Regions from separate parts of the Mus musculus genome. Here region 2 is linked to region 1. Evidence: chromatin loops called from intact Hi-C (ENCODE). Cell type or tissue: left cerebral cortex. All regions are shown on one strand. Each heading gives the region's core, and the rest is flanking DNA. Links, peaks and the distances in the headings are about the cores only.

Region 1 (7,655 bases), core at 1,854-6,853:
GAAACAAAAACTGCTTTGTCAGTTAGCTGGCATCCTGATGTTATAATAATACCTACCATTCATCACAAATTTAGTGTGCTGGACACGTTACTCAGTGCTTTAAGTACGTTATCTTGCTTCTCACTAAAATGGGGATTTTAAGTATTTCTATCTGAAAATGATGTGCCTGTGTTTGTGTGCAAGTTAAGTGTACTCAAAGCTGGGTGCTTGAAACTGAACTTGGGTCTCCCAGAAGAGCAGGGATGCCCTTACCTGCTGAGCTTTCTCTCTAGCCTCTCTCATTTTGGTTTTGAGACTTGGCTTCATTATGTTGCACCATGGCCTTGAACTCACAATCTTCTGCCTCAGCCTGCTGAATAGCTAGAATTACAGGCACATGCAGCACCCAGTTCAGGTTGAAATAAAAAAAAAAAAAAGTAAAAAGCCTAGCAAGCAGTCAAAATTAAACTAACCAAAGTAGCAGATTCAAGCCAGGCAGTGTGATGCTCATCTTTAATTCCAGCACTTGAGAGGCAGAGGCGAGTGGATCTCTGTGACTTCAAGGCCAGCCTGGTCTACAGAGTGAGTTCCAGGACAGCTAGTACTATACAAAGAAACCCCTGCCTTGAAAAAAAAAAAAAGCCAACCAATCAACCAACTAACCAACAAAATAGTGGATTCAGTATTATCCAATATCAAGTGATTCCAATGTGTATTCGAAGCTGAAGACCATTAATATATACTTCCTCATATGATATAAAAGGAACTCAACATCTAAATAATTCAAAAGTGATCCAAACTCACTGAACAAAAATCCAGGTGATTTCCCCTAGTGGATGAATTAAAAGCCCTGATGTTGTGATGTAAGGATCCTGTAGAGCTTTTCAATGACTTTTTAGCTTTCTCCCATTAAAAGCTGAAGTCATTATAATGGGCAACAGGCCCCTGGGAATTGAGGTTCTCTTTCCCTTCATTCAGTCAGTGCATTTATACTTTGAGACCTTGGCTAGAGAAGGTATTTTAGCCAAGGAGCAACTCTGGCATGTAAGAAAGGTCCTAATATGAAGTGGGCATCCAGGGTGGATGCAGGCTACATGCTGGGTACTTTCATATTCCACAGCACAGAATCTTCACACTCATCCTTCAACAAAGGCACCGGCATCCTCAGAGAGCTGAGATTGAATCTTAAAGTACTTCAACACAGGGAACACTACAATATTTGGAAAGCATCCATGATGGTTATTTGTTCCCTGAGAAAAAGTTTGCTGTTTTCTCTCCCATTCCCCCAACTCTCCTGCCCTGGTCTGGGAAGCTGACTTCTATGGACTATATCCCCCATACTGTCTTGACTCTAGACTGCTTGTTAGGGCTTACCAATGAAGAGTACTAGCTGGCAACTGGAGCACATGGAAAACATTAGGGCATTTATTTCTCTGCACCTTGTTCAAGTTCCTGAAGTAGCTTGCTTGCTTGCTTGCTTTCCTTCTTTTTTAAAGATTTAATTATTTTATTTATATGAGTACACTGTAGCTGTCTTCAGACACACCAGAAGGGGGCATGAGATCCCATTACAGATGGTTGTGAGCCACCATGTGGTTGCTGGGAATTGAACTAAGGACCTTGGGAAGAGCAGTCAGTGCTCTTAACCGCTGAGCCATCTCTCCAGCCCCTGCAGTAGTTAAGACCATAGCTCTGGTCTGGAAGGCCCTTGTCCCAGAGCCTTAGCCCTAGCTTGACTCTGTATGAACAGTCCCTTGCTTTTACCCCTTCAGCCTTAGGGGCGCCACTCACTGCTGCTGCTCTCCCTTGTCTTTACTCCTTCACAGTTCTTTTATTGCTGACCAGGCCTTTAAGTCAAATCTTTGTGACCATATCAACTATCTTTCTGCCAAGACTCTGACTGCTACATTAGAAAAATAATCTATGGAGTCTGAAGAACCAGCTCAGTGGTTAAGAGTACGTGCTGCTCTTGCAGAGGACCGCAGTTTGCTTCCCAGCACCTACATCAGGCAGTTTCCAACAGCATGTAACTCCAGCTCTGGCTTCAGTAGGCACTAGCACTCAAGTGCACATACCCAAACACAGACCAATACACATAATTAAAATGTGAAAATCTTCTTAAAGAGGATAATAAGAAACAAATGCTTTGCTCCTTTGAAGTTCCATTCAGGTTCCAGTACCTGCAAGGGCCCACGCCCTTTTTTCTACTCCAAAGTCTCCATACTTCCTAATCTTCAGTGAAGTCTCTGAGCATTCTATATCAAACAGGGCAACTCTATTGTTTACTACTGCTGTGCTGAACCTAGCGTGACTTTAGTACTTACTTGTTCTTACAGTCAGACTGTTCAGCTTTTTCAATATGGCCATTCTTGGAAGGCTATAAACTCATTACGTTAGGTAAGTTCAACTGAAAAGAACATCTGAGGTCACCTTAACTCTTTCTTACACCGATGCTGATATTCAGGTTGACATAGAAGAGTCTTTTTCATAGTTATACAGCAGCAGAGGTAACTCTAAATTTAGATTCTTCCTACTGCTTCAATATGCTGTTGAGTCTGCATTAGATACTTAAGTAATTAATATGCTGATGACCACCCCTAAATTTATGAGTTGTCTCTTATCCAATGCTAGGGCCTGGACCTAGATGAATACCTGACATATACAGTAATTGCTCAACAAATATACTTTCCTTGAACTTGGGACTAAGCAAAACAAATTCCTTAAAAGTTACTTTTTCAGGCCAGGCGTGGTGGCACACCCCTTTAGTCCCAGCACTAGGGAGGCAGAGGCAGGCAGATTTCTGAGTTGGCTATACAGAGAAACCCTGTCTAAAAACCAAAAAACAAAAAAAAGTTACTTTTTCAGAACATAGAGGCTCCTGCATAATACTTCTTTATTCACATAGAGAAAATGTATATTTTCAAAGTTCTTTTATGTATATGAGTCCACTTCACCCGTCTGAGTTAGATATGGAAGGAATTACCACTCCAAATAACAATCCAGCAAACTGTTACACTAAAGACCAGACTCGTGAACAGCATGTATCAGAGCTGAGACCCACATTTATATCTTCTGATTCCAGCTTCAATACATCTTTGCCATTTTATGTTGCTTTTTCAGCTTTGTCTTTTTGCTCTTGGGTCTGGAAAGACCATGCAGGGGTCAGTCAAAACATGCTAAAGGGAGTAATTCTATCCTTTAAAAATCCACTAGTTCAGACCTTCTAACCTGAAAATTTTCCTACTTTTCTTTTGTTTAAAACTGTATCAAGGGGCTGGCTGGAGAGAGACTGCTCTCTCAGTGGCATTGGGGTCCCAGCATCCACATGGCAGCTCCTATCTGTCTCTAACTACGGTCCCAAGGGATCTGATGGCCTTCAAGGACACCAAGTACAATTTATACTTGTGATCGTAGCAGCAGGGAGGCAGAGGCAGGAGGATCAGTACAAGTTCTAGGGCAGTCTGGTCTATGCAGTGAGTTTTAAGCCAGTTAGGGCTATCCATCAAGACCCTGTTTCGAAGCAAAGAAAGAATGTCTACCTTGGCAGTTCCTCAGATAGATAGACACCTACTTATTCACATTAGAAAGTTCGTGGTAGAGAGTTTAATTTTTCCTGCCAAGTAGGCATTAAAAGGAAAAGAATGATAGCAAATGCCCAGGAATATTAAGAGTCTTGGGGAAATGAGCAAATTTCCTTAGCTACCAGGGATATGACACAGCTGGGAGACTTAGGGTTAACCTGCTTTACGGAATAAATGGACAAATGTGTGCCCTGTGGGAGCAACCTGGGGGAGGATAAAGACTCTTTGGAAATGTCTGGATAGACATCTCAGGGAGTGCCAGGGAAACCTGTATATCTGAGGAGTACTGACAGAGTTCTCTTGGTGAGTATTACAATAATTCTCAAAGAAGTAGGAGGATGAATAACCACTCGGTAGTTCAAGTAACATAAGGTCTCCAAGCAATGCTGTCAGAAAGAAAACCGTAACTTCTCCTCGGGCGCCCCCTACTTACCGTCGCCTCACAGCCTCCTACTCCAGCAACCTCCATCTTAACGCACCTTTCTGCGCTTGTGCCACAGAACCACAGCTTCCGCCCAGAGCTGGACCCGCCCGCCCACGCGCTGCCGCGAGCTCGTCTCCCGCCACGCCCCTTTCTGCAGATACTGAAGCTGGAAAGTCTGGCTTTGAAGTAGTTGAGTCCTAAATCCCTGAGATGGCCAAGTCCTGAGATGAAATCCTCAGATCCTTCCAGGGGCTAACTGCATGCTAATGAGGGGAGAATAACAAAGGGGCGTGCTGCCCAGAGTTGGTGGGGTCCAGATGGCTTCCCAGAGGTGACAGACTGAAAGGTAGTGTGGAAGGGGTGACTGGAAATTAACAAGAATGGACACAAGAATGTAAAATGGCACTGAGGGCAAATTCAGCTGCGGAATTGTGTGTATGGGTATGTGTGATGGGTATGTGGAGGGCACTCCTGGAGGGGTTTAAGTTTTAGCTTAGAAGCCACTGTGACCACTGAGTAGCTTTTTTTTTTTAAATTAGATTTTCTTCATTTACATTTCAAATGATATCCCCTAAGTCCCCAATACCAACCCCACCCCCTTGCCCTGCTCCCCAACCCACCCACACCCCCTTCCTGGCCCTGGCATTCCCCTGTACTGGGGCATATAATCTTCGCAAGACCAAGTGGCTTTTAACTGAAGAGGAAAGAGGACGGACCCAGAGAGATGGCTTAGTGGTTAAAAGCACTTGTTCTTGCAGAGAACATCCATATGGTGTTTCACAACCATCCACAACTCCAGTGCCAGGATCAGATGCCTTCTTTTGACCTCTGTGGGTACCAGGCACCCAGGTGGTGCATGCATACATGCAGGCAAAACACTCACATAAATGTAAATAAAACTTTAAAGTACTTTTTAAAAAGAGAGAGGGAGCAGGAACAAAGGCTGGGGTTTATCAGTGATGCAGAGGAGGGGAAATAAAAAATACTACGAGGAACTAGGAGTTAGAGTTCCTGATAGGCAAATATATGAGAGGGGCCATGACTAAGTAATAAAGACTGTGAACTTCCAAGATGCCTGGCTGCTTCTTCACCCTCTTGACCTGAGACAAAGGTCTGGAAATAAATAATAATAATAATAATAATAATAATAATAATAATAATAATAATAATAATATTGTCTTGTGGGATTTTTTTTTACCTCCTCCTGTCAGTGGAGCCCCTGCTGATGGAGTGCCTCAGCAAGCTCAAGGCCAGATCAGGACATATTTACACAACAGTTATGGGCCAACCAACCCCAAATTAGGAGAGGAAGCCCCTTCACACTTTACAAGTTCCTAGCCATCAAGAAGCTGGACTTCTGCTTTGCAGGAGGGTCTTTCTCTGTGTCCCTGCTGAATGGGAATATTTTCTCACTTTTAATAAAAAGCTTTCTTCTGACTGCTGAATCTGCCCTTTTGCAATTTCTCTACAGCTACCTGTCATGGTCGAGATTTTTCTCCCTCTGCCTTGTAGTTCTTTAACTGGCAGAGAAAATGAACCCAGTCAAGCCCCTTAACTAGACTAGTGGACTAGAAAATAGAGAGTAGGTTCACAGGGACATTCCATTTTCTTAGCTGGAGCCTGGAACTGCTATGTGGACCAAGCTGGCTCAGATTCACAGAGATCCAAATGCTTGTCTCCCAACTGCTGGTCTTAAAGTGTGAGCCACCCAACCCAGCCCCTGGGGACAATTAGGAGGGGAGGGGGAGGAGGAAGCAGCTTTAAAATGACTTGGCAACTGACTAGAAAGGATCTGTTTAGGAAGCAATGGAAATGGATCCAGTTTCCTGTTGCAGGTGCTGGCTACGGTAGGAAGAAAGATGTGAGGTCTGTATTTTCTGTGTCAAGTCTTTTCTGATTCTGTGAGGCCTCATTTTAACCTTCCTTTCTCTACCTTCCTAGTTTTACTACCACAGCTCATCTGCCTTGAAAAGAACTGGGACGCAAAGCCTAACCTGGGCTGCCATAGCAGCCTTAGCCCTACTCTATGTCCTGCATCTCTCCTCTGCAGATGCACGTTCACAGCCCAGGCTGTGATCCACCTCAGTGATCCTAGATGGAGGAAGCGTGGACTACTTCTCTGTGGCACATGTCAGCTCCTTCTCTTCTACATCTTATGTAGGAAGCTGATGTTCTAGGTAACAAGACTGTTTATGAGACTGGTTGTCTCAGCCTAGTGACTGTGGGTTCCGTAGTCATTCAGGACACTTAGGTTCCACCATTAGCCAATAACTGGAGTTGGGATAGGGTGTGTAACCAGGGGTTATTAGTCTAAAAGCTATGATTAAACATGACATTTTTATAGTTTTCACATATTCACAGAATTCCAGACTCCAAAAGCTGCTATAAGATAATTTATTAAAGTCTACCCTATAATTTCCCATAATAATGGCACATATAATAATTAAAAACAGCAAAGATGCTTGGTTTGTTTCGTGTGTTGACTGGCGCATTGTGGACAATGTAGAGTCCTTAGCAATTTCAGGCTACTATCAGGAAATCCAAAGATCAAGTCACGTTTCTGAGCAAGGGTCCAGGAAGCTCATCTGACCTGCTGAAAGGGTTTGTTTCTGACCTTCCAGCAAGCCCTCAGGTCCCCTCCATCCAATGCATACAGAGGAATCATAGTCCAAGCTCCTCCTTTATGCTTGGCCAATCCGTGGGGAACAGCAGCTGATCACAAAGAAAAGAGGAAGGCCAAAGACTAGATGTTTTCTGCAAGGACGACAGCCGGAAGGTTGTGACCATAGGTGAGAACAATTCTTTCTAGACCATTTTCCATTATTTTTGGCTTTGTTCAGGGACTACTCAAGAAAATATCTTTGGATCCTTAGTTGGCCTTCAAGTCTATACATATAAGATTGTGTGTGTGTGTGTGTGTGTGTGTGTGTGTGTGTGTGTTCTAAGCATCACTCCCTGCTTACAGGAGTAGGAAGCTGGCAGTACTCTGGGCAGATAAGACCCCTGGTGCCTGGATTCCAAAGAAATATTCTGCTAAGGGCTCCAAAGCACCATGTGAACCTGCTTTGACTTATGACAGCCATTCTGAGCAAAGGAATTAGCTCAGTGCCTCTGCAGAAGGTATCTTGTTCAGTTTCCAAGCCTTGTTCTCACTGAAGCCAGACAAACCAGTCCTGCTGCTCAAGTGACAGTGAATTCCACTCTGTGTGTTCCTGCTCTGGCCAGTCGTCACTGTGGATCATGGAGTCAGCCAGGTACAAGCTCCAGGCATTCTAAACATGTTCTAATGAGGAGCACATAAGTGCCTACCTGGACAAAGTGTGGTTTAGAGAAGGGTGGAAGTGGGAAGTGGAATGGACAGTTGTCTACCAAGAAGAGCTGACATCCTTGGAAATGTCTGTCCCTCTCTATTTATGGAAAAACCTCTCCATGAAGTAGCGTCCACAGCCCAGCTTCTAGCACCACAGACTACTTGTTGGGGATTCAGCACGTTTCTCTGAAAAGCCATAGTCTTACTGCCCCAATTTTCTCCTTAGACATCCTAACTGGGAGAGTCAGCCATTTGACTACAAGGACTCTAAGCTAGCTACACAGCTAACTCTCCCTGACTGATCTGGGCAGTAGGTGCTGTCTGGATGGCACACAAGGCAGAGATGGTAGAGATGGTCAGC
Region 2 (7,655 bases), core at 936-5,935, 140 kb before region 1:
TGGGGGGTGGGGGGAGGGCTGGAGTGGGGTGGGTGGGAGGGGGATAGAGAGGGTGGGCATTTGCAGAAATAAAGTAAGAACAAAATGGGGAATGGGGAACAATGGCTTAGTGACGTTTTGAGGAACAAGATCAATGGATGGGATTTTTTAGGATGCTTTGATATAAGAGAAAACAAGACAATTCCCCCTTACTTCCGCGTATCTCCTTTACAAAAATATTGGGTCTCATATATGTGTGCACGTGTGTAATACACCCCCCCACATACCTACAACACAGTGTGTGTAATACACACCCCCACATACCCACAAACAGACTACACGCTATGAAGGTAACAAGGGTGACAAGACTCTAAAATTCCAACAAGGATCCACTAATTGAAAAATATACAGTTAGGTGTGGTGCCTTTTGAAACCCTGCCCACCCCCAAAAATGTGTGCATGCGCACGTGGTGTGTGCATGTGTGCACTGTGTGTGTGTGTGTGTGTGATATATAAGCAACCCTATGCTACTAGCTGAGTGTGGTGAGGTCCTGTGGTCCCAGCTACTTAGAAGGCTGAGGCAGAAGAGTTTCCCCAACCCAGGATTCATAGCCAGATTGGGTGTACAGTGAGACTGTGGCTCAAAACAATGTCAATATGGTAATCTGAGCACTGACTTAAAGAGGAAATAGAAGATGAACTGTATATATATGATCTTTTTCTAAGTTATTTTTATTAATTTTTATGTTTATATGCATGGGAAATACAACAAAATATTCATAGTGCAGATCTCTGTTGAGCAATTCTGGATGATTTTCATTTTTTTTCTGTTTCATCTATAGATAATACATACCATGTACATAAATAATAGTTTTCTTTAAGTAGGGGGATTCTCTTTAAATACAATATTAGATTTCCCTCTAGGGTTCATAGATATATCCAGGCAAAACAGTCACATACATTTTTTTTTTTTATAAAGGGACCTGGAGACACAGCTCAGGGCCAGAGTTTTACAAATAAGTGAGCAAACAATAGAATTAATAATAAAAATTAGGAGCCCTAATTTTTGAACATTAAAAAAAAAAGGAATGAAATGGGAGCTAGGGAGGTGACCCCTATAACCCCAGCATCTGTAGGGTAGGGAGAAAGGTTAGGAGTTCAAGGCCAGTCTGAGCTACAGTCGGTTCAAACTAACCTGGGCTACTGAGTCTGACTCAAACAACACAAAGAGGAATGATGTAATAAGCCATTTGACTTTGCCTCAAACACTGCAGAAAACAAGCGAGAGTGCATCTAAGACTTCTTCCCTGGGAGTGAATGTAACACTGTGGCCATGGGTGAAGAGCACTCTGAGATGAATGAACTCAGTTCACACGTGTTGTTCCTAATTAAATGAAGAGAGGAGGAGGAAACTCCCATAAACGAAGACGAGCCTCCTACCTAAATCTAACTCTGTAGGTAGAGTAGTGGCTCAGCCAGCAGGAAGATGTGACATCTAGGTGCACAGATGCAGGGAATCTCCAATTCCATCTAAACATCCCCATATAGTCACAGGCATTTTCACTGCGTGGGCTTGCTTGCTTATATTTTTGAGACAGGGTCTCTCTGTATAGCCCTGGCTGACCTAGAACTGGCTCTGTAGCTGAGGCCGGCCTTGAACTCAGAGATCTGCCCGCCTCTGCCTCCTGAGTACTGAGATTAGAGGTGTGTGTGTCATCACACACGTTTAACACACGAGGAAACCAAGCTGCAGGTTATGGGTAGCTCACTCCCAATCACAGCTGAAATGGCTCCAAGCCTGGGCACGTCCCCTCTCGAGGGTGTCTACTACCACTCATTCTCAAGGGCTTGAGGCCAGTCCTCTCCCTCAAGTCCGGCCATCACCCTCACACAGCTGTTTCCTACTATTCCATGGTGCCCACTGCCGTGACCACTTATATAAGCTCTATCAACTAGTCTGAACCTGCGGCCCCTTTCGTCCCATGTTCTCACATTGGTCAATCCTGTTTCCTGCCCTTCAGGCCCCAGTTCTCAGGCTTCTGCCTCATCCTGGCCCATTCATGGTTCTCACGACACTTCCCCCTTGCTCCACTGTGCTGTTCACAGTTCTTGGCTTGCTGGGAACTAACCTACTCTCAGGACACTCCCGAAATGCCCAGTCACACATTGTAAAACTCCCGTCTAATCTCCAAGTTGACTACCGGGTGAATGGTGGAAACAGGGCTAAGGATCTGTCTGCCTACGGGCAAGACAACTCCAGAAGGCCGCTTCCTGTCTTTGTTCACCCAACAGCATCCCTCTGTTGGTCACAGTACCTAGTTGCTGCTTTTCTGGTTTCTTCAGAGCTAGCAGGGAGGGAGGCAAAGGCATTCATTGTTATACTTTAGTGATCTGACCTTGACCTGAGGTCCTTCGGAGAGCCTCTGTGGGGCTGACAGTCTTCTCTAGGGCAGGACGAAGGGAAGAGGGCGGTATGGTGGATCAGGGGGCATTGGTTTAGCTTGTGCTTTGGTCCCTTCCTGCTAGGAAGCTGCTCTGTAGAGCAGGGCTGAGTATAACATAAGAGGTCAGGTGCCTTCAGCATCCCTCTCTCCATACGCTGTAGGGCATTTGCATTCATTCTTACTGCAACCAATCCCAGAGCCTGGCAGCTTCTACAATGGATATGTCTGTGTGCATACAAGTATGCATGTGTGGGGAGGAAAAGCCACCCAACCTTCTGGATAAGAATGCATAGATTCCTGCATGGTTTTCAGCATAAACTTCCACGAGCTGTAGAAGGGTCTCCACCCATTCAGCCTTTGTGTCCAGATTTGAAAGCTGCAGCTACAGCAGCTTCATTAGAAATACCCAGATAGAAAGAAAGAAAGGAAGGAAGGAAGGAAGGAAGGAAGGAAGGAAGGAAGGAAGGAAGGAAGAGAAAAGGATCTTGTTTCTTGACCAAACAGCACAGATAGATAGCATCAGCCCAAGCCTCTTTCTTGCCCGGCCCATGCATGCATGCAGAGATGAGTTTGTCTCCGCTTGCTGTCACTCTCCCTTTCCGAAAGACAAAGCCACCCTTCAGAAGCCAGAGCCCAGATGCTGATGCTGATCCGGCCTCTGCCAGCAGTGACCTCCCACCCCCCACCCCAGAGCCATTCCTCTGCAAGGAGCCTCGAGCTGGACCTGGTGGCTCCCGTTCCTTTTGCACGCCCGTCGCGCCCTACCTCGACAATGGCAGCTGAATCACTGGTCCTCGAGATCGCACAAGGGGGACCGGGCTGATACCCTGAGATCTGATTTCTGTTAGTACAATGGCATCCCGAGCTAATGCAGGGAGGCTGCGCAATCTCAGCCTGTCTTCTTGCTGCTGCTGCTGCCACGGCGGCTGGGCTGCGGTGACGTTGCTACTAAGGGGAGGGATGGGGAGGGAAAGGAGCAGGCAAGCCCACAGTGCAGCCACTCAGTTCCAGGTCGGTCCCTTCGGCCTGTTAGTCTGGGGGAGGGGCGTAGAGAGAGAAGTCAGCCACAGGGGGCAGTAGGTGCTGGAAGACGGAGACTTTCCAGACAGCAGCATAAAAACCCAGGGAGAGCCGAGCCTAGCTTCTCCTGGGTCCTGAGTGTTGGAAGAAGTCTGGGCAGAGCCTGGGCGCTTCCTTCCTTCCTTCCTTCCCTTCTCAGGCCGCTCCTTTCCGACCTTGGCTAGAAGCACCCCCCCACACACACTCCTCCCACTCAGGCAGTGAATGACTGCGTGTTTCCCAGCTTTTTCTTTAGTTAGGTTTCCAGCTGGGTTAGGGTGGAGGGTCATCCTGGAAGGAGATTTTGGAAGCCCCACCCAGAGGCTACACTAAACAAAACAATATTCCCAGCGACAGATCAGCATTCCACCAGCTAAACAACACCGGCATTTTTCACAAGGCCCAATCTCAGTGCTGGGTTTCCAGGGTCCCTCTGCGTAGGCTTCTGAAGGAAGCCCCTGGGCCACAGGGGGCTTCTCTGAGCAGGTGGCTCTGATGCTCCAAGTCTGGGTGGCTGCAGGCCACCTCCCTAACCCAGGGTTCAGCTGGTCTCCCGGCTCTTCAGAGGGTCTAACAGTTTAAGCGGAGCTGAGCCTGTCACATCAGTTTTTGGTTCTTGCGGACTTGGGTTCGACCAGGGTTGTAAGGGAGTCGATTCCCTTTAACCAGGCAGAGAGTCTGGAAAGTTCCTTCTCCCACAGGAAGGCAGGCAAAGGAAAGGGACTGGGTTCTTAGAGCCTTCGCTTCAACTGTGGACCTTCTGAACTACCTGCCTCTTCCTCTCTCGAGTTCTGGGCCATTCTGTGAGGATAACCGCGCAGTAGCAGACCACACACGAGCCAGGTGTGTAAGTGGAATCTGTCGCTGCTCACTGATGCCACCCTCCAAAACAGCAGCTTTCAGGACAACCATGGCAGCACATGCCTCTAATCCCAGCACTTGGGAGGTAGAGGCAAGCAGATGTCTGTGAGTCGAAGGCCAGCCTGGTCTACATAGAGAACTCTAGGGTGGCCAGAACTACATAGAGAGACCCTGTCTCAAAAACTCCACAAAACAAAACAAAACCAACCAGCCAACCAGCCACCTTCCTGGTGAGCGCTGTGGTTCCCAATGAGTCATGCGCATTTATTTGGTTTTGCTCTGAACTGTTTCCTTTACTCCCCCAACTAAATTTCCAATTGAACTGAGGGCTTTATGTGTCCCAGGCAAGCTCTCCTCCCCTGAATATTTCTCCTCCATGGTTGGTTGAATCTGTGGGCCGTAGAACCCATGGTATGGTGGCTGACTATGCTATCTCCACTCTACCGGGAAGACTCTGGATTTCAGGTCTCAAGAAGCCTTGAGAGGCAGCGCTGGGGTTCCAGGTGCACGCCTTCACATTCATCTACTTCCGTTCTTGCATCTTCCCCGCGCTCCTGAGACCTGTGTGTTTCCTGACTTCATGCTGACCTGAGCTGAATTACAGAGGTCTAACCTTGACTCGCTTGAGGATCAACAGCCCCTGGTCCTACAAAGAAGCAAACAATGAAGAAGAGAAGCCGGAAAAGGGAGGAGCTTACAACCCTGAGCAGCCAGTAGCAGCCCTCTCAGCATGGCTGAAACGGTAGGTGTGGGGCGCTGGCCTTTTCTGGAGCTGATAGAGACTACTTCTGGGGCTTGCTGTAGGTTAAGCAGTGCCATTTGTGATCAAGAGCATGGAGTACTCACTACTTGATTCCCATGAGAACTTTGGGCCCAGGGTCTTTGTCCCGAAAATATCTGTGAGGCAGACGACCCCGAGCCTGCAGAGCTAGCGACACACACTCCATGATTCCTTTAGTTTAGCACACCACAGATCATGCTGTTACTTACTACCCAGCCCTACTGCATGCCTGGTGCCCAAGGAGCCAGGTGTAGTGACCCCAGCGTCTGTGACCCTAGCGTCTGGGAAGCTGAGGGGCATCTGCTTTCGCTGCGAGTTTGTGGTCAGTCTGGATTACATTGCAGGACCCTGTTTCAAAGAGGGACAGAAGTGAGGACTGTGTGTCGTCTCAGTATACCTTTGTCCCTGACCTTTCCCAATAAGGTCACTCTGCTGACCTTTCACCTCAAGGAACTTATCTGGAAATAAGGGAGGACTTCTGTTTATGTTATTCCATTCAGCAATAACCTGCATTTGGCCATGTCACCTCAAACTGTATGACTGATCTAATAGCAAATGCTCACATTAAGACAAATCAAAATAAGTTATGATAAACTGTATTTTCCTGATCTAGAAGCATTTTTCTTTTACATTTGGGGGGTGTGTGGGCACGCATGCGCCGCCATGCGCACAAATGGAGGCCGGAGGACAGCTTTCAAGGAGTCAGTTCTCCTCTACCCTTGTGTGGACTCCAAGAATTAAACCCAGGTTGTCAGTCTTGGTGGCAAGCACCCTTACCTATAGAACCAACCTGCTGGCTATCCCAAGACCTTACAGTCTCTGTATGAATGCTGTATGCATGTGTGTTTGTGTGCAGGGTTTGGTGGGTGCACGCTCACATGTCACCAAGTCGAGCAAAATTAGCTAGTCAGCAAGTCACAGTGACCTGCCTGTCTCTGCCTCCTCTACTTTCGGGGTTACAGGCACGCCACTGGGTTCAGCCTTTACACAGGTGCTAAGGGTTTGAACTCAGCGACTCATGTTCACAGGGTTAGTACTCTACCAAGCAAGCCATCTCCAAGGTCACACTGTGGGCATCTACATGACTCCTATTCTGTACAAGGTACTGTGGGGGTACTCTGGAATCGTTATCTAAGCTAAGGGTCTCATAGTTTTATTAAGATCATTGCCAATACGGCTCTGGGGTGGCCAGGGCAGCACCATGATTGGGGAAGTGATACCAGTGTCAGAACGAGGGTTTCAACATTTTTTTTCCAGCCTTAATGCACCAAACTGATCTGCTCCTGGCTGAAGATGGGACGCTAAACCTCCATGTTTGACAACCTTCTTTCCCGATTGTGGGGACTCTGACTACAACTCGGAGGGATTATGCTCCTCATAGGGAAAAATCCAGAAACATCTGGTTAAAGGCAAAGTTAGGACTGAACATGGTTTGTTAGTATACGAATCGTGCCGGGCAGCGGTGGTGCACGCCTTTAATCCCAGCACTTGGGAGGCAGAGGCAGGCAAATTTCTGAGTTCGAGGCCAGCCTGGTCTACAGTGTGAGTTCCAGGACAGCCAGGGCTACACAGAGAAACCCTGTCTCTAAACAAAACAAACAAAACAAAACAAAAAACAAAAAGGAATATGAATCATGAAAGAAATGGTTAGCTGGCAGAAAGACCCCCAGTCAGTGACATGTGAGTCTGAGAGCCCAGATTCAGATCTGCACATGTATGTGCGAGGCCAAGCTTGATGGTCTGCAATTCCTGAGCCAGGGAACAAGGAGGACCCCTGGGGCTTGCTGGACAGTCTAGCTCCCATGTTCAGTAGAAACCCAGCCTCAGAACAATAAGGTCTTTACCTTGCTGTGACTGAGGAACACACCCGAGACGGATCTCTGGCCTCTACGTGCATATGCACGCGTGCATTCTTCCACATATGTACACACACAAACACATACAAAACTATTCAAAACAAGTCATCTTTCTTCGTGGCTCCTAAATCAACTGTTTATAAAAGAACCACCTTCCCTGGCTGTGAGGTTCTGTGTTCCTGTTCTGTGAGATTAGATGAAGGTGCCGACTTTCCTATAGGAAATATATGAGACAAGCTCAAAGAATTTGCTGATTTAAGAACCGTAGCTGTCGTTGACTGGGGTGACTAAGTTAAAAGGAGAATAAACAAGCTGCCAGATGTCTGAGCACACCTGGCCATGACCTCGGGAGTCTGCTTTTACAAAGGGAAGGGTAGCCTAGCCAACGCCCCAAGGTCGTCTGGCAGAGTGTAGCTGCTCCTAGCTGACAGGGATACTTACTGTTCGTAACTGGTTTCATGTTATTTTGGACTCCAAACAAGGCTGGCCAGAATGCTGGGAGTGTTCTGGAAGGGCTGTCCCAGACACACCAGCTGCTTCCTCATTAGACCTCCCCAATATAGCGTCCTCTTTCGAAGCACAGAAGTTGTTCTGCTTTGGGCTCGTGTATGTTGCCACCTCTATAAGTCAAACACTCGGCAAAAGGCCTGGCTCTGTAGCCGAACAGGACAACCT

What was found. Hi-C counts contacts between places; a loop is a spot of excess contacts. Peaks named below come from ENCODE experiments on the same cell type or tissue, not always from the same donor. Only the 100,000 strongest peaks of a DNase experiment are listed, where the experiment ranks them.
Region 2: it touches region 1 in a loop (4-fold over the local background); 6 of 42 quality-filtered maps call a loop at or near these places.

Annotation. Positions count from the first base shown.
Region 1 is chr4:43,263,581-43,271,235 of GRCm38, reverse strand. Unc13b (unc-13 homolog B) reads right to left here. Exons shown (of 40, transcript NM_001384106.1): 40 at 6,363-7,655. The coding sequence ends at 7,651. Atp8b5 (ATPase, class I, type 8B, member 5) reads right to left here and starts at 4,077. Exons shown (of 29, transcript NM_177195.3): 1 at 3,994-4,077. In left cerebral cortex, for the core only: a CTCF peak has its summit at 3,987; a DNase peak (open chromatin) is centred at 4,024; H3K4me3 peaks cover 729 bases.
Region 2 is chr4:43,402,214-43,409,868 of GRCm38, reverse strand. It overlaps Rusc2 (RUN and SH3 domain containing 2), which reads right to left and starts at 3,367. Exons shown (of 12, transcript NM_199057.3): 1 at 3,189-3,367. In left cerebral cortex, for the core only: a CTCF peak has its summit at 3,498; DNase peaks (open chromatin) are centred at 2,613 and 3,394; H3K4me3 peaks cover 2,262 bases; H3K27ac peaks cover 3,805 bases.